Regions from separate parts of the Homo sapiens genome. Here regions 2, 3, 4 and 5 are each linked to region 1. A link is a contact called in ENCODE Hi-C or POLR2A ChIA-PET data. All regions are on one chromosome and are shown on one strand. Each heading gives the region's core, a stretch centred on a gene start or an enhancer-like site at or near the end of the contact. The rest is flanking DNA. Distances are from core to core; before and after follow the strand shown. Region 1 holds the start of SMARCD2 (SWI/SNF related BAF chromatin remodeling complex subunit D2). Region 2 holds the start of RNFT1-DT (RNFT1 divergent transcript). Region 3 holds the start of BCAS3 (BCAS3 microtubule associated cell migration factor). Region 4 holds the start of PSMD12 (proteasome 26S subunit, non-ATPase 12). Region 5 holds the start of USP32 (ubiquitin specific peptidase 32).

What was found. A loop is a pair of places that touch in the nucleus more often than their neighbours do. ChIA-PET counts read pairs that join two places held with the same protein, here RNA polymerase II (POLR2A). Pooled maps may share reads with other maps.
Region 2: POLR2A ChIA-PET joins it to region 1 with 12 read pairs in BJ. The contact joins the promoter of RNFT1-DT here to the promoter of SMARCD2 in region 1. POLR2A ChIA-PET finds 5 or more read pairs at or near these places in 2 of 52 experiments (BJ and OCI-LY7).
Region 3: a pooled map shows a loop between it and region 1 (16-fold over the local background). The contact joins the promoter of BCAS3 here to the promoter of SMARCD2 in region 1. A Hi-C loop is called at or near these places in 1 of 37 single-sample maps with no recorded cell type and 7 of 50 pooled maps. POLR2A ChIA-PET finds 5 or more read pairs at or near these places in 1 of 52 experiments (GM12878).
Region 4: a loop to region 1 is called in a pooled map, with 3 times the contacts of the local background. The contact joins the promoter of PSMD12 here to the promoter of SMARCD2 in region 1. A Hi-C loop is called at or near these places in 6 of 50 pooled maps. POLR2A ChIA-PET finds 5 or more read pairs at or near these places in 2 of 52 experiments (CD4-positive, alpha-beta T cell and activated CD8-positive, alpha-beta memory T cell).
Region 5: a loop to region 1 is called in a map of CD4-positive, alpha-beta T cell, with 8 times the contacts of the local background. The contact joins the promoter of USP32 here to the promoter of SMARCD2 in region 1. A Hi-C loop is called at or near these places in 1 of 168 maps with a recorded cell type or tissue (CD4-positive, alpha-beta T cell) and 12 of 50 pooled maps. POLR2A ChIA-PET finds 5 or more read pairs at or near these places in 2 of 52 experiments (A549 and B cell).

The regions. Positions count from the first base shown.
Region 1 is chr17:63,839,820-63,845,107 of GRCh38, forward strand. It overlaps SMARCD2 (SWI/SNF related BAF chromatin remodeling complex subunit D2), which reads right to left and starts at 2,866. Exons shown (of 13, transcript NM_001098426.2): 1 at 2,640-2,866. The coding sequence starts at 2,855. RefSeq lists an enhancer at 1,789-1,868, silencers at 2,589-2,818, 3,189-3,358 and a cis regulatory region at 4,468-4,857.
Region 2 is chr17:59,962,298-59,967,718 of GRCh38, forward strand. It overlaps RNFT1-DT (RNFT1 divergent transcript), which reads left to right and starts at 2,799. Exons shown (of 4, transcript NR_110815.1): 1 at 2,799-2,891; 2 at 4,106-4,170. It overlaps RNFT1 (ring finger protein, transmembrane 1), which reads right to left and starts at 2,443. Exons shown (of 9, transcript NM_016125.4): 1 at 2,311-2,443; 2 at 530-987; 3 at 243-319. The coding sequence starts at 2,366. It also overlaps the pseudogene TBC1D3P1-DHX40P1. RefSeq lists a silencer at 2,384-2,513 and an enhancer at 2,544-2,813.
Region 3 is chr17:60,675,421-60,680,310 of GRCh38, forward strand. It overlaps BCAS3 (BCAS3 microtubule associated cell migration factor), which reads left to right and starts at 2,431. Exons shown (of 24, transcript NM_017679.5): 1 at 2,431-2,494; 2 at 4,033-4,120. The coding sequence starts at 4,038. RefSeq lists a silencer at 1,811-2,564 and enhancers at 1,983-2,152, 2,323-2,472.
Region 4 is chr17:67,363,205-67,368,202 of GRCh38, forward strand. It overlaps PSMD12 (proteasome 26S subunit, non-ATPase 12), which reads right to left and starts at 3,373. Exons shown (of 11, transcript NM_002816.5): 1 at 3,208-3,373. The coding sequence starts at 3,315. RefSeq lists enhancers at 3,189-3,248, 3,269-3,578.
Region 5 is chr17:60,388,527-60,394,026 of GRCh38, forward strand. It overlaps USP32 (ubiquitin specific peptidase 32), which reads right to left and starts at 3,607. Exons shown (of 34, transcript NM_032582.4): 1 at 3,356-3,607. The coding sequence starts at 3,413. RefSeq lists an enhancer at 3,322-4,163 and silencers at 3,338-3,397, 3,428-3,647, 3,758-4,077.

The DNA of each region.
Region 1 (5,288 bases), core at 1,616-4,115:
CTCTCCCATGAGTAAAAAGGATTTTGAGGCCGGGTGCAGTGGCTCACGCCTATAATCCCAGCACTTTGGGAGGCCGAGGCGGGTGGATCACAAGGTCAGGAGTTCGAGACCATCCTGGCCAAGATGGTGAAACCTCGTCTCTACTAAAAATACAAAAAAATTAGCCGGGCGTGGTGGTGGGCGCCTGTAATCCCAGCTACTCAGGAGGCTTGAGGCAGAGGATTGTTTGAACCTGGGAGGCGGAGGTTGCAGTGAGCTGAGATCATGTCACTGCACTCCAGCCTGGGCGACAGAGTGAGACTCCGTATCAGAAAAAAAAAAATTTTTTTTTTGAACTTTTTGAACTCTCTGGAGTGAACCCAGCAATCTGAGGTTTTTGTTATTTTGTTGCCCAGGCTGGAGTGCAGTGGCAGGATCATAGCTCAATGCAGCCTTGAACTCCTGGACTCAAGCAATCCTCCTGCCACAGCATCCTGAGTAGCTGGGACCATAAGCGCACACCACCATGCTTGGCTAAATTTTTTTTTTTTTTTTTAAGAGATGATGGTCTCACTATGTTGCTTAGGCTGGTCTTGAACTCCTGGTCTCAAGTAATCCTTCTGTCTGGGCCTCCCAAAGTGCTAGGATTACAGGTGTGAGCCCACCATATCCTGCCCTGGAGGTTTTTTTCTTTTCTTTTTCTTTTTTTAGGTTCCTCTGTTAACTGTGATCCACAGCTAGAACCACCCTCTGGAGGAAGGGAGGTCATCACTTCCCTTCTTTCAACTATTTGCTCAGCTTGGGCCTCAAATTCTCACTTTTCAAGTGCATCTCATGAGCCCTAACAGACAGGAACCCCTTTGTTTCCCAGATCTCAAGTCCCTTCTCCTGGCAGTCATACAACTGGACTTGGAAAGAAGGCAAATAGGATCCTCTTCAAACTCAGCCAAAGTTAGCTGGCTGGGTTCTCCTTCCCATCTACCTCTCCTGCCAGGAGGAGGAAAGCTAGTGGGATGGGAAACCCAGACTCAGGGCCATCTCCTACTTCCGCACAGCTAGCAGCCCAGGCCTAACCAGCCAGCCAGCTTGGCCTTGCCACAGGCCCAAGGCCACCCCCCACCAAAACATGTGGAATCCATCCTCTCAGGGGCTGTCCCAAGGGCACATTTCCTATGGCTTGCATGCCAAGGAAACTGGAGCGGCTTGTCTGTTCCAGGTCCTTCCAAGGCCAAAGGCCCACAGATGGTGCCCAGGCCAGGTCTCAGTGGGCAGGCCCAAGGGCTACAATGAATGATGCAGGGAGCCCTCAGCAACACCCTGGGCCCATGAATCCCCAACGGGGACAGCAAGGTGGGAGAGATGAGCCCCAGCTGGAATCCCTGGGACCAGGTCTGTCTCTGCCCATACCCAGACTCTCTTTTCTCTTGAGAAAGGAGGAAGAATGAGGAGTAAGAAGGAAAAAAAAATCCAGTCACTGTCCCTAGTTAAGCCATCTCCTTAGAAGTGAGGGCCCAGTGGGGCAGGTAGGCTGTGTATACTCCACGAGGATCCCTAAGGACCTCTGCCTGGAGACATGAGTCGAAAACAGAGGAAGCCCACAGCAAACCCGTAGATGAGCAAGAAGCCAGTGTCAAATGCTTGGGCACATGGCTTCGGACGTGGTGGAGTTAGAACCTGAAGGCCAAATAAAAATGCAGAGAGGGTGACAAGGCAGATGGGCACAGTTTCCAAGCCCTCTGGGGCAACCTGAACAGCAGACTAGAGCACTGGCAGGGTCAGGCTGAGGTCCTCACACACTGAGCAGAAGTCGCTGCTTTGCAAGGGCTTTTGAAGCTGCAATCTGAGCAGCTCTCAAAACCCCAAAGGGGTCAGGACAGCACTCTTTGAAGCAACTCTCGCAGACTCCTCCGGCCCCAGACCAGCAGGGCTCCACTCTGCACGTCCAGACTAATCAACTCCCGGACACGATGACAGGAGGCAGAAAGCCCAGAAGAGAGCCGGCCTGTGACTGGGCTGGGCCTCCCCTCAGGCCAGGCCACCACCGTCTCTGGTCTAAGCTGGAGTCCTCCCAGCGAAGGCGCCTGGCCCTGCCTCAGGAGTAAAGTCCGCCCGTGCACAAGCTGGAATCCCCTGGCCCTAGCCTCAGCGTCCCGTGCCCGTGGGAAGCCAGGCTCCTTCCTCCTTATTAGCAGCCGGGAGCCATCTCAGACACGCTAGAGCTCCGCCAGTTCCCAATCAGAAAAAACAGGGCAGACTTGGACTGGGACCAAGGCCGATGCAGGGTAACCCCGGTTTCTCAGCGAGGGCCCTTTCCCAAACTTTCTCATCACTTTCCAGCCCTCCTACCCTAGACTTCTCAACCCACCCGCCACAATTCACTGGCTCCCCAAACTCCTCCATCTCCCAGTCACTCGGAATCCCTGTGCCGCGGAAGCCCCCAGGCCTCCCAGCTGCTTCCAGCCCTCCGCTGCAGAACCTGCTTCCCCTTCCCACTTCTCCACCGCGACCCGCCGCAGCCCGAGGGTCCCGGCCCGCCCTCCACCGTCTCCCGGAGTTCCTCATGCATTCCCCAGGGCCCTCACTCGAGGCCCCTTCAGCCGCCGGCCCGGGCGCCCTCGCAGCGCCTCTCGCCCCCGTCCGCTCGCGTCCTCCTTGCTCACCTGGTACTGCGCCGCGGGGCCCGCGGGGCCCATGGGGCGGAAGGCGGCGGCCCCGGGGCCCCCCACGCCTCCTGCCGGACCCGGTCCCCGGAGCGCCGGTCCGGGCAGCATGCCGGGTCCCGCGGGGGGAGGCGGCGCTCCCAGGGCCGCAGCCACGGCGCCGCCGCCAGGGCTTAGCGGGGGCAGCGGGAACCCGCCCGCGCCTCGGCCCGACATCGCTCCGTCCCGTCCCGCGGTGCCGCGATCCGGACTCCGGGCTCCGCGTCGAGTCCACTCCGTGCTCTGTGCTCCGCGATCCGGGACTTGGCGATCTTAATTCCGGGTTCCGGGATTTGTCGATCCGGGCTCCGGGATTTCCTAATCCAAGTTCGCGAGTTCCTCACAGACCCGGTTCGGGACAGATTCCGCTCCTGCCCGGGAGATTCCGGATCCAGGATCTGCTGCGGGCCCGCCTTCCGTCCCCGGCCTCCGGAGGTTTGGCCGCCCGAGTCGAGTTACCCAGAGGCGGCTACGAACTCCCTGCCCCGCCCAACCCAGCCCAGCACTAGGCCCCGCCTCTACCTGGTGCCCAATGCTCGAGTGCCTCCTCGAATCCTGCCCCTCGCGAGACCCGCCCCCAGCGGGCACCGCCCCTAACTGCCGACCTCAGAGCCCCACCCCCCCACCTTTGGCCCAGCCTTTCGTCGGAGGGGCGGGAGCGGAAGCTGCGCGCGGAAGCGCCGAGTGAGGCGCGGGGTCAGAGGTCTAAGGTCACTTAGGGGCTTCACAGTGAATGAGCCGTTGCTACTACTCTCTCCCGGTATAGCACCCTCACCGAATTCCGCGGCCACACTCCCCGAAAATAGTTTTGTCAAGTCTCCTTTCTGCATCTTCGGCGTTAAAGACTCAACTCAGAGTCGGTAGCTGTGGCTCACGCCTGTAATCCCAGCGCTTTGGGAGGCTGAGGCGGGCGGATCCCCTGAGGTCAGAAGTTCGAGACCAGCCTGGCCAACATGGTGAAAACCCCGTCTCTACTAAAAATACAAAAATTAGCCGAGTGTGGTGACGGGCGCCTGTAATCCAAGCTACTCGGCAGGCTGAGGCAGGAGAATCGCTTGAACCTTGGAGGCAGAGGTTGCAATGAGCCGAGATCGCCCCACTGCACTCCAGCCTGGGCGGCAAGAGTGAAACTCATCAAAAAAAAAAAAAAAAAAAAAAAAGACTCAGCTGCTCTGTGGGGCAGAACAGCAGCCAACTCAACTTCCTGTAAAAGCTCATGCTGGTAGCTCGGAACTGCCAAGGGACCTAGGAGGCTCCAGACTTGACCCAGCTGGTGAACGGTCGACTTGGCCAAGGCTGAGTTCTACCGCACATTTTTAACGTGGCTCCGCCTCACTTTAAGGAAGCCTGGTACTTTACTCCCCAGAAAATGCTTCTAGTCAAAAGAAATTTGGCTTATGAGAAACCTCCCCGCAGTTTAAAAAAAGAGGTCTTTCTCCAGTATTTATAGCACTTAATTTTCAAAAATGCAGTATCTTTTCAGGTACACTGTGCTGTATCAAAGTATTCAAAAATGCGTCAGCTGTGCCAGGGAGCCTACCCTCTGATGGTCTGGATCTCCTCGCCGTGATATGGACCAGTGCTGCTTAAACTTTAATGAGCACATAAAAAACACTCGAGGCTCTTATTAAAAATGCAGATTGTGGCAGGGCCCAGGACTCTGCATTTGTAACAAGCTGCCAGCGATGCTGTTGCTTCTCAGACCACACTGTCAAGAAGCCGGGATCTAGACTTTTTTTTTTTTTTAGTTTTTTTACTATAATTGCTTTATTTTTCCAGCCCCAACCAAGTAATACTTCCTTCCTTGCATCATAGCACCCCAGATCTTTTTTACAGTATAGTTCTCCAGTGCTTTTTAGAAATTAGTTCTCCTCATGCCTCTAGTGATAAACACCGCTGCTGCTGTTTTCTTACCTCCTGAACTTAGAGATCCCACTCTATTGCCCCAAGAGTCGATAACCTGTCAGTCTGGGGACTGGCCACTGGAATTGTTAAAGTCACTGAATCATGGCCCCTCCCATCCCTGTAAAGTGGGTTAAGAGTTCATGATAAGGCAGCTAATATCCATTTCAATCCTTTTAAGCTTCTAGAACAACAGTAATTCTCAAAGTGATAGGGGCAGTGGAGAATCAGAGTCCTCTGGGAAGCTACTCCAAAATACCTCCGCCAGCCACCCCTCCAATCCAATGGCTCTCAGTATTGTATTTGAAAAATAAGCTTCCTAGGTAATTCTGATGCGACCCAGTGGGTCGCATCAGAAAACACAAGATTTTTTCTACCCTAGAAAAGGGGCAAGCTAATAAGTGCATTTAAAAGCAGATCAGCTGGGTGGAGTGGCTCACACCTGTAATCCCAGCACTTTGGGAGGCCAAGGTGAGTGGATCACTTGAAGTCAGGAGTTCGAGACCAGTCTGGCCAAGATGGTGAAACCATGTCTCTACTAAAAATATAAAAATTAGCTGGGCGTGGTGGTGCACACCTGTAATCCCAGCTACTCAGGAGGCTGAGGCACGAGAATTGCTTGAACCCAAGAGGCAGTGGTTGCAGTGAGCAGAGATCGTGCCACTGCACTCCAGCCTGGGTGACAGAGTAAGACACTGTCTCAATAAT
Region 2 (5,421 bases), core at 1,549-4,048, 3.9 Mb before region 1:
TTTACTACTTTAACAGTAACCAATTTTTTTTTCTTACAAAGAAGGTAAGGTGAAGGAATTCAGCATTAGGAGAGATAATTTATTCCAGGATTTAGATAACAAATTTAACATAACGTGGATGTTACAATATATCCTATTACTTCCTATTTCTTTCAAGTTATTTCCTATTTCTCTCAAAATTATTTCTCTAAAATCTATGGAGAGAAACAGTTAATAATTTTTTAGTTGCTTGTTATACTTACTCTTAGAAAAACCTGATTTACAATGCTTTTGTTTGCATACATAAAAGTTGTTAGCAGCCCAATTCCAAGAGAAATTCCTGTTAGAAAATAAGTTCCAGTTAATTGAAAGAAAAAAAAATCAAAGAGGATTATATAAGCTAACAATGACACAAATTAAAAATAAACATATACAATAATAAAAGCTCACAGAAAATAAGTAACTGGATGCATTAAGTAGATTACCAATAATGAAAGAAAATTAACTGAATTTAGGAATGAAAACAAGTCAATGTTTTATTATGTCCTACCTGTTATATGCTGCATAACAAGTTTGACGCTCAGAATCAAAATATATGGAAGACTTTTTTGCAGCCACTTGAAGAGATAGCGGAATTCTGAGAAGGAGCTACTACCATGATCTCCAGATTCTGCGGCAGTATCATCAGTCAGCCTTGCTTCACTGTGGGAGTGACCCCGTAAGCGACTGTGTACACATCCATGGGCACAGCTATGGACACCTGACCTTATATTTCTGGAGCTTGCATTTTCTGCACATTCTTTAGGTATGGAGTTTATCTGGATATGAACATCTCCAGAATGAGGGCAAGAACCCTCTCCTGTCAATCTTGTGTGGACACACTGAGGGGTTGAGGCATCCTCACTGCTTCCAGTTCCTGGAGGACTGTGCAGTTGGCTACGATTGGCTTGCATGGCCCTTAAATACTTTTTCTCTGACCCAGATGTCTTTGCTTCAGGCCTCTGTCTCCTAAAAAATCAAATAAAAGATATTCTAAGTAAACAGGCAGTTAAATACCAGCAGTATATTCCTCACTGGGTATCCTTTATTCACTAAAGGAGTAGCAAATAATCACAACAGATGAATTTTCAGGTTATTTATCACTGGACTCCTCCCTTCTCCCTTAATGCCAAGGCTCTGCTGCCCTACACAAATGATCTTTTAGGGAACATTTGCACCAAAAAAAAAAAAGTTGAGCTGCAAATGCTTCCAGTTCTCTAATGGCAGAAGGCATCCGCAAAACAGTCATGAAGTATGGGTACCCAGCAGATGTTAATGAGCACCAGTCCTCACTGGGTACTCTGGTACATTTACTTTTCCCAAATGGTGCAGTTTCATCTCTGATGTAGATTCTACATCAAAGAAGTTTCATAAGGAAGAGTGAGCCAGTATTTTTTAATGGTTGGAAATGTTAGGAAAAAAAACAACATTAAATCTTAATGCCTTATTATCATCATAGGTAACTAATAATAAACACTGCACTTAGGTGACCTACAAATTAGATTTTCTGCTCAAGCAGCTTTCCCAAAGCTCATAAAGTTTCCAATAATTAATGGTGCCACCAATAATATTACCTCCCCGCGCAAAAGAATGTTACCTAAATACATTTAAAGCATAGATACTTTGGAGAGTCACCACGTAATTGCTAGGTAACTCTTTAGTCTGAATAAGCAGTTACACAGTCCGCCCAATAAAATGCCACCGTCGGTGGTGTGTGTATTACGGAGGGAGGGGTGTGAGGAAAGAGGACTCTAGCAGAGAAAGATCTCTCTAATAAATGATCCAGTGTGGACCTCCTAGAAACAGAAGAACAGAGTCGGAATCCCAGCTGACAAAACGCAGAGGCTATCCCACACTGCCGTGCTTTTCCCGTTTGTCTAGGAGGAGGCTAGAGTTAACGTCAGGGAATGTTCTGTGTCATTCTATTTCACTCCCAGGACTGAACAGTGGTGCAGTCACCGTGTCTGGCGGTTTGGGTTTCAGTGCTTTTCACTAAAGGCTTTCACCGAGGCCCCGACGCCACGGGTGTTATTTCGTCAAAACTGAAGAGCGACGTTGGACAGCAGGCTTTCAGTGTCTTTTCTATAAATAACATAGAACCCTCCCACTTTCCTTCATGCACAGACAAGAAAGAGGAGAAAAAAGGGAAGAAAATTCAACACAACTCTTCCGGAATCTCCGAGGGCAGAGTTCTCCACCCACGTCCGAGCCTCGAGTGCCTATTCTCCCCAGAGCCCCCTGCGCCGCGGCCCCTCGCCGCCTCCTCCTCTGCCCGCTTCCCCCAGGCCTAACCTCTCATGACCAGAAGCGGACGGAGGTGTCGGGAGCGACAGCAAGAACAGCGGCATACACCGCCTCCAGCCCTTCAGTCGGGGCCATCAACCGCAAACCCCGCAAGCTCTTCTCTCAGCCCGGCGGCAACGGCGGCGGCGCGCGCGCTCCCCGGACGTTCTCACGCGCGCGCGCGCGCCCTGCCCCGGCTCCACCTCCTAGCCCCGCCCCCGCACCGCGCCGAGTGGAGAGCTCACGGCTGCCGGGGTGTTTTGGCAGCGAGAACAAGCGAGCTGCGCCTGAGAACGGCCTTCAGGCCTGGCGCTAAATAATAAGTCGTTGTTATGTGTTATGTATTTATGTGGCATCCACCACACGCCTCCGAGATCCTGGGCGTTTTGAGGTTAAAAATGTTCAGGCTTGGAGAACCTACCCCTGGAGGAGTGTTAGGGTTTCCGGGCTCGGATGTCCGCGAGCTTGACGCCTGACCTAGTTGTGTCTGTCTGGGCGGTGACGTTTGGTCTGAGCTGACCTTTCCTCACAATCGTGAATTTGGGCTGTGAGGATCAGGCCTTGTCAGAACCCGAGATGAGAGGAGAGAGGTGCGGAGAGTCTGCGTGGGGTGGAAGTAGAAGTTAGAGTTGAAAAACCTGTCTTGCGTGGGGTATAGAGGACCCTACTGCCCTCAAAATAATTATGTTAATCTAAAACTGTTCTAAAATTAAAAGGTTATTAAGAAAACGAAGTTTAGGTCGGGCGCAGTGGCTCACACCTGTAATCCCAGTATTTTGGGAGGCCGAGGCGGGCGGGTCACTTGAGCTCAGGAGGTAGAGACCAGCCTGGCCAACATGGTGAAACCCGTCTCTATTAAAACTACAAAAATTAGCCGGGGGCGTTGGCTCACACTTGTAATCCCCGCTACAGATACTCGGGAAGCTGAGGCATACGAGAATCACTTGAACCCGGGAGGTGGAGTTTGTAGTGAGCCAAGATCGTGCCACTGCACTCCAGCCTGGGCAACAGAGTGAGTGAGACTCGGTCTCAAAAAATAAATAAATAAAATAAATTCTGTTAATCTAAAACTGTTCTAAAATTAAAAGGTCATTAAGAAAACGAAGCTGAGGAGGGGAGTGGTAGCTCACACCTGTAATCCCAGCACTTTGGGAGGCCAAGGCGGGTGGATCACAAGGTCAAGAGATCGTGGCCACATCCTGGCCAATATGGTGAAACCCCGTCTCTACTAAAAATACAAAAATTAGCCGGGTGTGGTGGTGCGTGCCTGTAATCTCAGCTACTCGGGAAGCTGAGGCAGGAGAATCGCTTGAACCCGGGAGGCGGAGGTTGCAGTGAGCCGGGATTAGCCACTGCACTCCAGCCTGGCAACAGAGCGACACTCCGTCTAAAAAAAAAAAGGTTTAGGCCTGGCGTGGTGGCTCACCCCTGTAATCCCAGCGCTTTGGAAGGCCGAGGCGGGAGGATCACTTGAGGTCAGGAGTTTGAGACCAGCCTGGCCAACATGGCGAAACCCTGTCTCTACTAAAAATACAAAAATCACCCGGGCTTGGTGGCGGGCGCCTGTAATCCCAGCTACTCGGGAGGCTGAGGCAGGAGAATCCCTTGAACCCAGGTGGCGGAGGTTGCAGTGAGCTGAAATCGTGCCACTGCACTCCAGCCTGGGCGGCAGAAGGAGACCCCCACCTCAAAAAAAAACACATTGGCTTTCTTTTTTTGTTGGGGGTGGGGGTAGGGGTGGTCGGCGGTGGTAGAAGGCATACTTAAGTCTCTCTGTGCTTACTAATTTAAATCTTTCTGACAGATTTCTGGTTCAGTAAGGGTGAGAGCCAGGCTCCAGACTATAGTGAATTTTCCGAGGAGATATGTGTAAGTATTCTAACATTTCAACTATGTCGTGGATATTTTTAAACTTCAAAATGTGTGAACATTTAGGAAACAGGAAAAAAAACAGAATATAACATAATTCAGCCACAGCCACAATGCAGCACCAATATGTATTAGTACACTGATAATTTTAGTACATTTGGTACATTTGTAAATTTAGAATACCAAATGTAGTGTTTAAATTCTCATCTTGGCCAGATACTACGGTTCATTCCTATAATCCTAGCACTTTGGGAGGCTGAGGTGAAAAGGTCGCTTGAGCCCAAGAGATCGAGAGCAGACTGGACAACATAGAGAGACCCTGTCTCTAGAAAAAAATGTTAAAATTAGCTGGGCACTGTGGCAAGGGCCTGTAGTCCCAGCTACTCAGGAGGCTGAGGTGGGAGAATCCCTTGAGCCAGGGAGATTAAGGCTGCAATGAGCCGTTATTGCTCCAGTCTGGGAACAGAGTGAGACCCTGTCTCAAAAAAAAAAAAAAAAAAATTCTCCTTTTGACATACTCATAACACTGCAGGTATATTAGTCCATATTTAAAGTTTATTAGTGCACTTGGAGCTGCATTTCACCCAAGTAACTTGACTGAAAAGTGACATATTTGAAGAAAGAAAGGACTGAATTGATGAGAAGATTTGACTTGGTGACAGGCTATTATCTGATAAATTTTCTTTCCACTGGCATCTGGACTGTTGGAAATAGACATTTTAATTTTAATTGGTTAATTCAAAAAGCATTTTCCAAGTACTTACTGAGTGTTAAGAATAATACTAGATGTTGGAGAGAGAGACATAATAAAGAGTCTCGGGCCAGGCATGATGGCTCACACCTGTAATCTCAGCACTTTGGGAGGCCACAGCAGGTAGATCACTTGAGGTCAGCAGTTCAAGACCAACCTGGCCAACATGGTGAAACTCCATTTCTGCTAAAAACATAAAAATTAGGGCCAAGCACAATGGCTCACGCCTGTAATCCCAGCACTTTGGGAGGGTGAGGCAGGCGGATCACCTGAGGTCAGGAGTTCAAGACCAGGCTGGCCAACATGGTGGAACCCCGTCTCTACTAAAAATACAAAAATTATCGAGGTATGGTGGCACGCGCCTGTAATGCAGTTACTCAGGAGGCTGAGGCAGGAGAATTGCTTCAACCTGAGGCAGAGGTTGCAGTGAGCCAATATCATGCCACTGCACTCCATCCTGGGCAACAGAGCAAGACTCCATCTCAGAAAAAAAAGAAAAA
Region 3 (4,890 bases), core at 1,181-3,680, 3.2 Mb before region 1:
GAAGAATCGCTTTAACCCGCGAGGTGGACGTTGCAGTGAGCCAAGATTGAGACACTGCACTCCAGCCTGGTGACACAGTGAGACTCCATCTCAAAAAAAAAAAAAAGTTGGAGTCTTGCTCTGTCGCCCAGGCTGGAGTGCAGTGCCTTGATCTTGGCTCACTGCAACCTCCACCTCCCGGGTTTAAGTGATTCTCCTGTCCCAGCCTCCCGAGTAGCTGGGACTACAGGCGCACACCACCACGTCCAGCTAATTTTTGTATTTTTAGTAGAGACGGGGTTTCTCCATGTTGGTCAGTCTGGTCTTGAACTCCTGATCTCAGGTGATCCACCTATTTCGGCCTCCCAAAGTGCTGGGATGAGAGGTGTGAGCCATCACACCCAGCCTGAAGAACCATCTTAAGTTAGTACACATTTCAGGCTCTTTTTGTGTTAAGGGCAGGGGGAAGAAGAGAGGGTTTGAATCAAGGGGTGACTGATGACCGTAGACATCTGGGCGCCAGCAAGGGTTCCTCGAGGCCTGAAGCCTCTCTGTTACTGGTCAGGTCACAATACTTTCTCAAACTCTCAACATTGTTACTTGTGTGTACACCCTCCTTTTCTCCTTGGGGGTTAGTTTTGGGAAGGGACTATTATCATCCTTGCTTTAAAGTTAAACTATAAATTCCTCCCTTGGTTAGCTTAGTCTATGTGCAGAGATAAGCAAAAGCAGTTAACTTAGATATCACCGATGGGTGGGAGTGGGGAGTTTAGGAGCAAAATGGAGTTAGTCATGCTAGGCCTCCTTTTCAATGTTACAATTCCACATTATCAAGTTATTTCAATCCCACATTATCAAGTTATTTCAATATTTCCAAATATATTCTTCTTCTTCTTCTTCTTCTTTTTTTTTTTTTGAGCGAGAGTTTTGCTCTGTCGCCCAGAGGCTGGAGTGCAGTTGCACGATCTCGGCTCACTGCAACCTTCACATCTCGGATTCAAGCGATTCTCCTGCCTCAGCCTCCTGAGTAGTTGGGATTACAGGCGTGCACCATCAAAACCCGCTGATTTTTGTATTTTTAGTAGAGACAGAGTTTCACAAAGTTGGCAAGGCTGGTCTTGACCTCCTGACCTCAAGTGATCTGCCCCTCTCAGCCTCCCAAAGTGCTGGGATTACAGGTGTGAGCCACCGTGCCCGGCCTTTTCTTTCATTTCTTTTTTTAAAATTTTTTAAAATTTTATGTATGTATGTATGTATGTATGTATGTATGTATGTATGTATGTATCTATCTATCTATCTATCTATCTATCTATCTATCTATCTATCTGTCTTGAGAGGGACTCTCTGTCACCCAGGCTAAAGTGCTGGAGGGCAATGGCGTGATCTATAGGCTCACTGCAATCTCCGCCTCCTGGGTTCAAGCAATTCTTCCGCCTCAGCCTCCCCAGTAGCTAGGATTACAGGCATTGGCCACCACACCTGGCTATTTTTAGTAGAGACGGGGTTTCTTCATGTTGTCCAGGCTGTTCTAGAACTCCTGGCCTCAAGCGATCTTCCCGCCTAGGCTTCCCAAAATGTTGGGATTGCAGGCGTGAGCCACCACGCCCAGCCCACCACGCCTGTTAATAAGCTATACCCTCACGGACCTGTCATTGGCATTAAATTTGATAATACATTAGAGTATTGTATATGAAGTATACGAAGGCCTGTGCTGAGTGTTCAAGAAGTCAGTCAGTATTATTCTACTTATATTAATAAATGAACTGATGAAATGACAATGGCGAGATCTCGATCTTCAACAATAAGGGAGATGGAAACTGAAGCAAGAAGTGGTCTACAAACCTAGCTCAAATTGTTGAGATTACCGGCCGTGCCCCTTATTCAGATCAACCCCTCCTCGGCTGATCGCCGGCGCGAGCCAGCCTAGGCTCCCGGAAGGTAAACACATCGCCAAGGGCTGGGCAGAAGGCGGGTGTGGGACGGGTGAGTGGCCAGCTAAAAGTGATTGGCAGCTGCCATGTCCACGTGCTCCGAGCTTGGAACCAGCTGTCGCGAGAATTCGATGTAAACAGACCAGTCTCCCTGTCCTCCGGCTCCAACCTGAAACGCTCACGTGAGCGGGACAGGAGTCTGGATCATGTTGCTTTTCTTTTCAAAGCCACGAAGGTTCTGTCTTCCAAAAAAAATGTACATGTTCGTAATTATTCCCCAGCTGCCTGCGTTTGCAACCGAACCTGACACCTCGGCTTCACCCGAACTTACATGCTGTTGTGTTTTCCCTCCAGCCCCAGCGGATTGGACACATTCAGAAGGCGGGTCCGCCTCTTTCCTACTTGCTGGTTGGCGAAGCTGACCTCCAAGGGCGGTGCCCGGCCATAGCCGGTTTGCTTCTGGGATTGGCTAGAGGGGGTGGTTCCGCTGAGGCGTGGTAGGAAGTGGCTGCCGTCAATCACTCGGGGAGACTCCAAACAGTGAGCCTAGAGCTGGAGACTAGCGTTAACCGGCGGGGCGGCCGGTGAGAGGGCTGGCAGGGCTTTGGCTTTGGGGAGGCTTGGGGAGGACGAGGGACTGGCGGCGTGAGGGGACTGGGTCGGGCTGGCAGGAATTCGACAGGAGAGAGGTGTCGATACTGGAGGGGGAGGGGAACAGTGCAAGGGGCCGGAGGGCGGCCGGGGGCAGCGGTGGCTCCGTGTTGGAGGTTAAGTGGGCAGCGCCGTACGAGTGTCTTTCAGGAGACTGGGGCCTGAGTGGCTGGCGAGGGTCGTCCCCAGGAGACAGGGCCCTTAAAGGGCAGGGCTTGGGAGACTGTGGTTCGAGAAAGCAAGAATGGGATGAGAATGAGAGGGCTGAGGGGCTGGAGGTGCAGGTATCCTCTGAGGAGGTGGTGGCTCTGCTCCTTGGGGCAGAGGGTGTTTTGGTTGTAGGAGGTGGGGCGCACAGGTTTAGAGTTTTCACATCAGGTGTGAATGCTCCCTACTTAAAAATGGTTTTCGGTGCCTTCAAGATGAGTTCCAGGTTGTGGGCTTCCCTGAGCCCTGTAAGAGATCTTTGATATTGCTGTCAGTCCTCTTTTAACCTTAACCAAGCCGACTCCATGCTCTTAAAATCTCAGTGATTCAGAGGGTCATGAAACATTCTAGGATCAGGATTTACTGATGTGACGGGAAAGGGTAAAGGGCTGTAACAACGTATTAGTTTATGTTAGTTATTTGACTACTTGCTACTAGTCAAATAATTACTTGACTTATTTGTTATAGTAGCAGGGGGTTACGAATGTGATTTAAATTGTGATTTACTCATAGATTCCCAACAGGTTTAATTGGAAGGTAGAGTGATATCATGTCACTTGTTCCGTTTGGTCTTGAAATATTGTACCATGTGTATTTTCACTATCTCAACATAAAATTGCAGTAAATTCCCATCCCATGATCTGGTTCTCTCACCCTTGTAATTTATGTTAACAACAGACCAAGGGGTACAGCAGGAGTCTTCCTTACATTGTTTTGTGGTTCTGAGACCTGGTCCTATTAAAAAACAAAACAGGATGGGCGCGGTGGCTCAAGCCTATAATCCCAGCACTTTGGGAGGCTAAGGCGGATGGATTGCTTGAGCTCAGGAGTTCGAGACCAGCCTTGGCAACATGGTGAAACCCCGTCGCTACAAAAAAATATAAAATTTAGCTCGGCATGGTGGCGCTCGCCTGTAATCCCAGCTACTCAGGAGGCTGAGGCAGGAGAATTGCTTGAGCCTGGGAGGCGGAGATTGCCATGAGCAGAGATCGTGCCACTGAACTCCAGCCTGGGCGACAGAGCGAGACTCTATCTCAAAAATAATAATAACCCCCCAAACCCCTCATTATAATTTGAAAAAAATTAAAAACCTACTTCCTCCTTTTTTCCCTTTCTGGTGTAACAGGAATTTCTGGGAAAGTTTCCTACATTTGAGGCATTTTTGACAAGGGATCTCTAGTGAGTAATCATAAATCTTCCTCCCTACCCCCAACAACGATCCATGTTTTTCTGTTTTTTGTTTGTTTGTTTGTTCTGGAAACAGGTTTTATGAATGAAGCTATGGCTACAGATTCCCCAAGAAGACCCAGTCGTTGTACTGGTGGAGTTGTGGTTCGCCCCCAGGCTGTCACGTAAGCACATTTCAGATAAACCCAATAGCTGAAGAAAAGATTACTCAGAATACTAACATTTAGGTTTTCTTTATGAACAGTGGTTACTTTTGTAAAAATCTTTTAACTGTTGGCTTTATGGGATGAATAATAATAATTGCCAAGACCAAATGAAGAATTGGAGAGTTAAGTTGACGTATTCAGCACATTTACAGAGTACGTGAAGAGCACTATGCTAAATCCTGAAGAGCAGTGTTTTCAAACTCCAGGTTTAACAAATTAGTGGATTGTTAAATCAGTTTAGTGGGTCAGGAGTTGTAGTAGAAAATGAAATAGAGGCCGGGCGCAGTGGCTCATGCCTGTAATCCCAGCACTTTGGGAGGCCCAGGCAGGCGGATCACGAGATCAGGAGATCGAGACCATCCTGGCTAAAACGGTGAAACCCTGTCTCTACTAAAAATACAAAAAATTAGCCGGGTATGGTGGCCCCTGTAGTCCCAGCTACTCGGGAGGCTGAGTCAGGAGAATGACGTGAACCTGGGAGGTGGAACTTGCAGTGAGCTGAGATCGCGCCACTGCACCCTAGCCTGGGCGACACAGCAAGACTCTGTCTCCAAAAAAAAAAAAAAAAAGAAAGAAAATGAAATAGAATATAATAGAAAATTAGAAAATATAGCTGAGAGTTTGTATTGTTTCATGACATGCACATAAATATGTTCATGTGTATGTATATATTTACCAGACAGTGATGTAAAATGTATCTCTTTTAACTTTTAAGTTCAAGGGTACAT
Region 4 (4,998 bases), core at 2,123-4,622, 3.5 Mb after region 1:
GCAGTGATGCGATCATAGCTCACTGCAACCTCGAACTACTGCGCTCAAGCGATCCTCCTGCCTCAGCCTCCAGAGTAGCTGGGACAACAGGTGCGTACCACAACACCTGGCTAATTTTAAAAATTTTTTTGTAGAGACAGCATCTCGTTAGGCTGGCCTCAAACTCCTGGCCTCAAGTGATCTTTCCACCTGGGCCTCCCAAAGTGCTATATACACAATTTTCATCTTCAAATGTCTTTCACATTTAAAATAAAAAATGCCTTAAGGAAATTAAGGACAGAATTGATAATCTCTTAAAGAGGTAGTAGCAAAAAGAACACTATTCTTTTTACCAGGAGATGTGAGTTTGATCTGCCTTGAATAAACCACTTAAGCTGCCTGAAGCTTAAATTTTCTCACAAGTGAAAATAACAAGACGTTCTTCATAGTTTGATGGGCTCAAAATAAAATCAAAAGAATGTATACTAACTGTTCCATACATTCCAATGTAGAAATGCAATGTTAATTTTTTTTTATGTTTGGCAGAATGGTTAGAAAATAATATGAAATGGAAAATAAAAAGCAGCTGGGCACGGTGGCTCATGCCTGTAATCCCAGCACTTTGGGAGGCAGAGACAGGTGGATCACCTGAGGCCAGGAGTTTGAGACCATCCTGACCAACATGGTAAAACCCCGTCTCTACTAAAAATACAAAATAAGCTGGACGTAGTGGTGCATGCCGGTAATCCCAGATACTCGGGAGGCTGAGGCACGAGAATCGCTTGAAACCGGGAGGTGGAGGTTGCAGTGAGCCAAGACCGCGCCACTGCACTCCAGCCTGGGCAACAAGAGCGAAACTCTGTCTCGAAACAAAAAATAAAAAAAATAAATAAAAAGCAAAACAGAAAAATATGTTTAAAAAAATTAACCAGGAGTGTAGGGTAACCATCTAATTTACAGTTGAAACTGGCTCGGTATCAAAAAACAAACAAAAAAAGTATACCCTCCCACAACATATACCTTGTTTTATTCAGCTGGCACACTGGCTTAAAAAAAAAAATCAAAATTCAAATGTATCTATCTTAACAGGCCCCAACATTCTTTTTTTTAAACACTTCTGTTACCCACTGGACACCTAAAAAGGCATATGGTATTGGAGTTTGCAAGTTTTTCAACAGCCTGGAGCATAACAACAATTATTTAGGAATAAATGCTACATAAGATCACCAGAACAACTGTAGCAGTGAAGTCTTTTTTCTTACTGATCTATAAGCTGTTCGAGGGCAAGAGCTTTGTCTAGTAATCTCTGTATTTCTCATAGTGTCTAACACTGACTAGGTCTTGCAAACAGTAGACTGGTATTAACAGAAATTCATAAAAGGAAGATTTGGTTGTCCTTCTCTAGAGCAAATTACTTGTTTCTTCCTTATGGACACTATCATTCTATTAATTCCAAAGTGGAGGTTCAGGGGCTGACCTTGGCCTGTATGTTTTGTTCTAGCTACATTGTATTGGCTCAAATAGTATTTTAATATGACAGATTAGTATCCAATTTCTAAATATTAAGGTATTTAATGAGAAATTCATCTTCCTGGTTTCTCCCTCAAATTAGCAGCATCGACAATACTCGGCCTTCATCCCCAATTGGCAAAGATTATCTGAAGGTGAAGATCTGCCGTCTCCTTTTCCTGGGCAGGTGCTCGAAAGTTCAGGTTTTTGGCCAGCCGCGGTGGCTCACGCCTGTAATCCCAGCACTTTGGCAGGCAGAGGTGGGTGGATCACTTTAGGTCAGGAGGTCGCGTGCGACCAGCCTGGCCAACGTAGTGAAACCCCGTCTCTACTAAAAGTACAAAAATTAGCCGGGCGTGGTGGCACCTGTAGTCCTAGCTACTCGGGAGGCGGAGGCAGGAGAATCGTTTGAACCCGGGAGGCGGGGGTTGCAGTCAGCCAAGATTGCGCCACTGCACTCCATCCTGGGTGAAAAAAGTGAAACTCCGTCTCAAAAAAAAAAAAAAAAAAAGTTCAGGTTTTCACTACAATAGGCTTCTAGGCAGGACAGCATGGTGTGTGAGGGCACCAGCTCCAGAATCTAGAATCGGTCTGCCTGGGTTTGCTTCTTGGCTTCACCACTTTACTAGCTGTATGATCTTGGGGCATGTGATTCAACTTTTTCTAGCCCAAGTTTTCTTACCTGTAAAATAAGGATAATAGTAATAGCCATCGCATAGGGCTGAGGTGAGGATCAAATGGCTTAGTGCATGTAAGCACGGTGCCTGACACTGCAGAAACTACTCAACAAATATCAGTTATTGTTATCTGTCTGGCATTGGAGGCGGCTGAGTTTTCCCACCCTTATGTAACTGATGTTTGTTGATGCTAGCTGCTAGAAAGCTCTTAATGAATTTGTGGCTCCCCCTCAGCAAGCATACTGAACCTAAGATATACATACGTACCAACTTTATCACCTTTCTCCATCCTTGTTTCTTGGAAAGCCCGTTAAACTCTTATAGTGCCTACTTGTCTTTACTTCTGTAGTTCCGTCTTCAGTAATGACTCCACCCCACCTCAATCTTACTAATTCCTCAAGACCCAATACAAACGTCAGCCTTCCTGTAAAACCTTCCCTTATGGCACCATTAAGAATGCATAGCTTCCTTCTCGGTGTTCCAGTAACACTTTCCCCTTGTATGGCCCTCACCACCATGCATGACTTGACTAATTCATCACGTACATCAACTCCTAAAGGACAGGGTCCTGTGTTAGTCATCTTCGTACTATCACTTTCCTGCCCCTTCTCCTGGCCAAAGACCAGGCACATAGCCATGATCCACAAACGATGTAACGACATAAATTGATTGAGCAACAGCAACAGAACGAAACTCTCTGATCTAGCCTTAATACTGAAGCGGCCTTAACCCCTGGGAAACTACTAAGGTAAATATCACTTAAACAGCATCCAAGAAACGGCAAAAAGTTAAACGGAGCCCTAAGTCCCACGGAGGGAAGTGACCATCTGTTTTGGGGAGGGTCTGGGAAGCTATAGGCGCTGGCGTACTCCGCAGCCCTGGCCGGGCCGACCTGGGGTCTCCCACTCGTGCAGGCCCAACTAGGGCTGGACAGGCATTGGGGGGTGCACGCTCCAGCCCGCAGGCCCCCTGAGGCCTAAGCAGGCTCCGCGCCGTGACTCAGCCCCTGGCGCCCGCCAACAGCCAGCCGGCCTCTCCTCACCTTGGCTAGCTTCGCACACTCGGGTAGGCGCTGATCCACCGTGGCGCTGTAGTCCACCTCCATCTTGACGATGCGCCCGTCAGCCCGCTCCGAGCCGCCGTCCGCCATGGTCCCCGCCTGAGCGTCCCTTGCTGTCCCCCTGCTTCGGCCACCACTCGTCACCCACACCGGAAGTTGCCCGCGCACCCGCTCAGGCAGCCCATCGGGAGCCCACGCAAAGGACCCCTCGAGGTCCCCGGCGCTGGTTGCCACTCAGGCACTGCCGCGGACAGCCTGGGGGTGGGGCTTGAGGCGCGCGGGGCGGGACTCGCCACTCCAGCCTGCAGCGTCAGGTTTTGTCTCTGGGAACATCAGACTTTTTACCTAAAATTTGCGATGAGAAAAGCGAGTGTAATAGAACAGACCATCTCATATATCCCTACACCCCTGCTTCGAAATATGATTTCTCAGGACCGTGGCCAGTCGCTTTTCTTGGATCTCGGTTTTCTCATCTCTACATCAGGAGGCTAAAATAAACCTTAAAATAGAAAATTCTAAGGTTTTATCTACTTGAGAATCTTGGTGGCTTACTCTGTGGGATCTCTGAAAGCTCCTAAGAGAAGATATGGCAGCAGCTCAGTCATTTAATAAGCAAAGTGGTTTTTCTCTTTGTTTTCATTTTCACTGTAATCCACTAAGTTGGTAAAAAGAAAAGTTAAAAAGACATATTTGTTATCCCTATAGGATTTTCGTGAGCATCAAACTAGATGACATGTGAGACAATTTCAATTCTTAAGGGCCTTACACGTTTTATGTGTTATCATTCATACCATGCTGGTCCCTAGAAAATAGCTTGAGATCTTAAAAAAGCTTAGGATCCTTGAAAATGGGAATGAGGCCGGGCGCGGTGGCTCACGCCTGTAATCCCAGCCCTTTGGGAGGCTGAGGCGGGCGGATCATGAGGTCAGGAGATCGAGACCATCGTGGCTAACACGGTGAAACCCCGTCTCTACTAAAAATACAAAAAATTAGCCGGGCGTGGTGGCGGGCACCTGTAGTCCCAACTACTCGGGAGGCTGAGGCAGGAGAATGGCGTGAACCCAGGAGGCGAAGCTTGCAGTGAGCCGGCGAGATTGCGCCACTGCACTCCAGCCTGGGCGACAGAGCAAGACTCCGTCTCAAAAAAAAAAAAAAAAAAGAAAAAGAAAAGTAAAGAAAATGGGAATGAGGTTGTGTTTGGTGTGGGCATATGGTCAACAGCAGCCTGGAAAGCAAACAGGAAAACGGGAAATCTTGGAGTGGTTTATCTATTATGTTAGTGGTTCTCAATTTAATTAGTGCCGACATCGCTTTATAGATGCTGAATAGATCTCTTTGTTTGTTTTAACTGCAATGAAAATCAGGGAAAATATAAACCATCTACAAGCAAAATAAGACAATATCTCAGCTATAATCTGTAATGTAGAGGAGAAACAAATTTTACCTTTTTTTTATTTTTGTAGAGATAGCAGCTATACTACGTAGCCCAGGCTGGTCTCAAACACCTGGCCTCAAGCAGTCCTCTCACCTTGGCCTCCTAAAGTGCTGAGATTACAGGTGTGAGCCACTGTGCCCAACCAAGAAACAAATTTTAAAATAGCAAAATAATATATATTTCAAGAGATAAGGGCTAAAACATGTCTACAGTGGAAAATACAAGGAAGTAGTTATTTACACCCATACACAATAACTATAAATGTAAAAGCTGCAACTGCAACAGGTGTGTTCTCTTGGTTCCTGAAGCATGGTAAGGGCCTATTGTTGGTGACATTT
Region 5 (5,500 bases), core at 2,357-4,856, 3.5 Mb before region 1:
AACTTAGATGCAACAAGGAGGTGAAATAAAGAGATGAAGAATGTGCTGCTCAAATTTCCAGTATCCATGAAGTACAAGTGTACTTCCTTAGAAAACACACGCAATATAAACAAGAGTCAAGGCTTTCCTTGTGTTTTACTCAAAATATTTAAGAAAGATAGATTCAAGCCAAAAAATAAAAGCTACCAGTAATACATCTCCCTAACAGTGTTTAAATGTACACTTTTAGAAAACGTTAAGGTTTAGACAACTGACAAACAGTCTAGCTAAAATAGTGTGCAAAAACCAATCTTCCTAATTTCTAGGTGCTTCTAAAATGTAACTGAAGTCACTAGACTGCCCTTCCACTCAGGCCCAGTAAGTGTTATCTGTCATTAACATAACACTTCGTTTCCAAGGCCCCGCTTTGCAAGATAAACTGCCTGCAATTCCATGTTTGTATGTGGTAATATATGCCTATTTTTTTAAATACTACCTGTGTCTAGGCATTATTTAGCATTCAATAATTTTAAGTAAAGCCAAGGAGGCAAGTATTTCTGTAGTTTTGTCAAGCTTGTTTTGCACACACTGGACTAATGTGTGTTTGTCAAATCCTATCTACCCTTTCCCCCATTCATTTTATACAATATAAACAAGTAGATGAAACCAATGAATGCAGGTTTTACCAACTGTTTATATTATTCAAGTGCCCAAAAGAGGTTCCAAGACATTTTTAGCTCTATCAAAAGATTCTGGGGACAGCCGCAGTGGCTCACCTGTAATCCCAGCACTTTGGAAGGCCGAGGCTGGTGGATCACCTGTGGTTGAGAGTTTGAGACCATCCTGGCTAACATGATGAAACCCCATCTCTACTAAAAATACAAAAAATAAGCCAGGAGTGGTGGCATGCGCCTGTAGTCCCAGCTACTCGGGAGGCTGAGGCAGGAGAATGGCTTGAACCCGGGAGGCGGAGGTTGCAGTGAGCCAAGATCACGCCACTGCACTCCAGCCTGGGCGACAGAGCGAGACTCTGTCTCGAGAAAAAAAAAAGCTTCATAAACTTTTTTTGTAATCTTAAATTCTATATTAAAGTCTGACATTTACTAAATGGACCATGCTTAAAGAAGGGGGCTTCTGGTTTACATTTAGAAATACAATTTTATCAACTTGCTGCTCTCTTTTGCTTTAATTTTCCTCTAAAGCAAACTGGTAAAACATAAATTCATGCCGGCCGGGCGCGGTGGCTCATGCCTGTAATCCCAGCACTTTGGGAGGCCGAGGCGGGCAGATCACAAGGTCAGGAGATCCAGACCATCCCGGCTAACACGGTGAAACCCCGTCTCTACTAAAAATACAAAAAAATTAGCCGGGCGTGGTGGCGGGCACCTATAGTCCCAGCTGCTGGGGAGGCTGAGGCAGGAGAATGGCGTGAACCCGGGAGGCGGGGCTTGCAGTGAGCCGAGATCGCGCCACTGCACTCCAGCCTGGGCAACAGAGCAAGACTCGTCTCAAAAAAAAAACATAAATTCATTCCAATAGTTACAAATAAGCTCTTAACAAAGATTTTGCTATCTCTTCAAATACATGTGTTTTAAAATTCAACAGGCAGACACTGTATAAGAAATTAAACAAAAACCTTCCAGTCAGATCAGTTTAAAATGCAATTAACTTCATTTGTATTTACAAACGTACCATCTTAGTTTGATAGGAGATTAAGCAGGCTAGAGCTGAATACAAGTTTAATTTTGGAATTTCTCAATGCCAGGTACATCACTAGTATTCACACCCTCAAACTTAAGAAACACTTCTGAACCTTGAAGCTGTAAATCAGTTTGACTAATGTCCTCTTTCATGCCATGTAAGCCATTGCCTAATTGAGGCCAGACCTGTCAGGCTCAACAGCATCCCGGAAATGACTAGCCTACTAGGGCTGGAAACACATCAAGAATTTGGAATATTTCTCATATTGGGGCAGACAAAAAAAGTTCAAATGAGATTGTCCATAAAAACAATTATTATACTGTTCCACAAGGGAAAAAGAAAGAAAGACATAAAAGGCATATCTGTGTTATTCTGGTAAATCCACCACCACCAATACATCTCAATTCTGTATCTTACTGTCAGGTGATGGTCAACTGAACTTACCCACTTACCCCTCTTCTTCCTATATACGAACAAGAGTTCACTTCTCAAGCCTCATTTTGAATACCCGTCTTTTAATCTAATTACCATTTTATATCCTTAGCTACTAAAACCACCTGGAGCATGGCTGATTTCTTGACTTGGAAACCTGTTAACAATAATGCCTAGCTCCTAATCTTCTTAATGTTTTTTCACTTCTTACCAAGAATATCCATTAAATGTCTAAAAGAAATACAAGCATACACAGATCTACACACACTGAAATCCCAGTCATGAAAAATTAAGACATTCCGGCCATAAACTGTGCAACAAGACACTTCCAGTTAGTGTGTGCTTTAGTGATCATGGACAGCGGTATCAGAGTGAGTGGTAGGGGGTTGGGGCTGCCAACAATATACTGTGCCTCAGAGCCAATAAGCAGCAGGCCGGGACTGGCAGCCAGGCCAGTCTCTAAAGGGAGATTTAACACAATATCTGAATGCTGGACTTCCCAATGCCATTTCATGGAGAGGGATGGAGCGAGAACTGGGCATCAAGTGCAGTCAAAGGCTTTGGTCAACGTCGGAGGAGATGAAACCTAAGACAAGGTCTGGTGCCAACGCCAGCTGTCCAGTCTCATCTCACCTCAAACACAACTTCATTTCAGATCGTTCTTATCAAAGTCAGCCGCTCAAACGGTGAAGGGTGGCAGAAGCGGATGGCCACAGCCCTCAAGAGACAGGCATAGGCTCTGGGAAAAGGCAGGGACTCCCCAGATACGAAGGGGCTTCCAGTAGCAGAGAGGAGCGCTTTGCAGCCGCCTCCTCGTCCCCTTCCAGCTAAGGCTGTTAGGAACGAGGTTAGGATGTTATTTGAGGTTTTTATGAAGGAATGATAGGAGAAAATGGCAATGAAGGATGAGGGGGGCTGGATGGGCTGGAGCCGCCCAAGAAAACGGGGAGAGGACTTCCCTGGACACATCCAGGATCACAACGCCACCAGCGAGCACGGGCACTGCCCTGCCAGCGCCGATCCCCCTCTCTCAGGACAAGCCCCTTTCCAAACGGCCCTAATTCCCAAACGCTGCTTCCCACCCGACCTCTCTCCTCCACCACACTCCCCAAGGCCGGCCGCCTTTCCCTTCCGCCTCAGGCGCCCCACGCCCTCAATCTCCCCTCTCCCTCCCGGTTACCCACCCTCCAGGCTGCCCGTCGCGGGCCTCCCAGGCAGCTCGCCCAGACCCCTCCCCCCTCACCTCTCCTCAGCGCCTCCTCGTAGCTGAGGAATCCGATCCGTGACTCCTTGGCACCCATGCTCCCCTCATCCCCTCGGCGGGGGGTCGGAGCCTGATCTCGCCCCCACCCCCCTCCCGCCTTCTCCTCGGCGTCCCTGGGTGACGGTGACGGTGTCGGCGTCCCCCGCCCCCACCTCCCCCCACACTAACAAGTGCGGCTTCTGCCCCGGCGGCTCCTCCCGGTCGCCGCCACCGCCTCCATGCCGGATCACGTGACTCTTCCGCCCCGCCCCCTTCCCCTGCCTCCTACTCCGCCCTTCTCTCTCCTCTCTCTCCTCCCTCTCCTTCCCTCCTCACGCCCTCTTGCCACTTCCGCCCCCTCCCGCCAGCTCCGCCGAGGGTCACGGGACCCGAGGCCAGACACTGTTCCCGGTAACGGCCGCCCAGGGCCGCACGCTCCGCCCCTCCCCAAGCTAACCGCGCGCAGGAGCGCCGGGGAGGGGGACGCATCTCCGCACGTAACGCATCGTCCCATCTTCCCGCCAATCGCAGCCGCGCGCCCCGCCCGGGCGCCTCCGCTGGCGACGGGGGGTGGTGACTTCCGGGGCGCTTGAGGACGACCCCCCCCGCCCCCGCGCCCACATGTTCTGGCGTTCGGCGGGTGGGGTCCGAGCAGCTGACGGTTAGTGTGGCAGTTGCCGGGACCTAACATGGAAGACCGCAGAATCTTAGGGAATGGGGTTCTGAGGGATGCGGCATATGGCTCAGAAGAGAAAGGAGTGGGTAGGCAGGGAGCTCCCAACCTTAGGGACGTCTTTGACTGGGAGGGCGTTGTGAAAGGAAAGGAGAATCTCAAGGCTTTCCTGTGACAAAAGAATGCTCACACCTAGCGGGAGATCCCTGAGGAAAGTGGACCTTGTTAACGAAGTGGATCTGCCTTTTCGGGTCATCTCGCCTGCCCGGCCCACCTTCTCCTCCTGACCATGCCTCTTGTACACATTCTCTGGAAAGCGCTGTGCAAAAGGCTTATCCTCTCTCCCAGAGTTTCTCCCCGAGAAACATGAGGGCTACAAGGCTTAGCGTGGAGTCGTTTTAATCTGTGGTAAAATATACGTAACAAAATGTACCATTTTCACAATTTCTAAGTGAGTTCAGTGGCGTTAAGAACATTGATATTGTTTTGCATCCATTGCCACGTCCCATTTCCCACCGTTTTTCATCTTGCAAAAGGGAAACTCTGTGCCTATTAAACGGTAACTCCCCAATCCCCCTCCCACTGGTCCGTGGCAACCGCTGTCCTACTATCAATTTCACTACTCTTAAGTATTTCCTCTGAGTGGAACTCTGCAGACTTTCTCTTTTGTGACTGGCTTATTTCACTTGGCATCGTGCCTTCCAGGTTCATGGTGTGGCAGCATGTGACTGACTCTCCCACTCCACCTCTCCATTTCCCAAAGAATGAAAAGCAGGGATGTGAACAGGTATTTGTGCCCCCGTGTTTATAGCAGCATTATTCACGAGAGCCAAAAGGTGAACACAACCTATAGGAAACCATAAATGGAGAAACCAAATGGGGTGTATATGTACAGTGGAATTATTATTTAGTTCCTTGATTTTCAACTCTTATTTAGTTTGCGTCTTCAACCTAAAAGTCACGGAATAAAGCTTCTGGAAAAGGAAGCAATATTGAAAAAGTAACCATTTGGATTAGATTGGACCCAAGGTGCCGGTTAGGTAATTTAGGGCCAGGGAAAGGTTATTAGTTCCTAAAACCAACAGATTCTAATATACCCTGCTAGAGAAAGAAGGTAATATTCTGTGTTTTTCTTTTTTTTTTTTTTGAGACGGAGTTTCACCCCTGTTGCCCAGGCTGGAGTGCAATGGCGCGATCTCGACTCACCGCAACCTCTGCCTCTCTGGTTCAAGCGACTCTCCTGCCTCAGCCTCCCGAGTAGTTGGGATTACAGGCATGCGCCACCATGCCTGGCTAATTTTGTATTTTCAGTAGAGACAGGGTTTCTCCATGTTGGTCAGGCTGTTCTCGAACTCGCAACCTCAGATGATCCGCCCGCCTCAGCCTCCCAGAGTGCTGGGATTACAGGCGTGAGCCACCGCGCCCCACCAATATTTCGTGTTTTTCTACTCACCTTTCCTGGCAAACCAGAT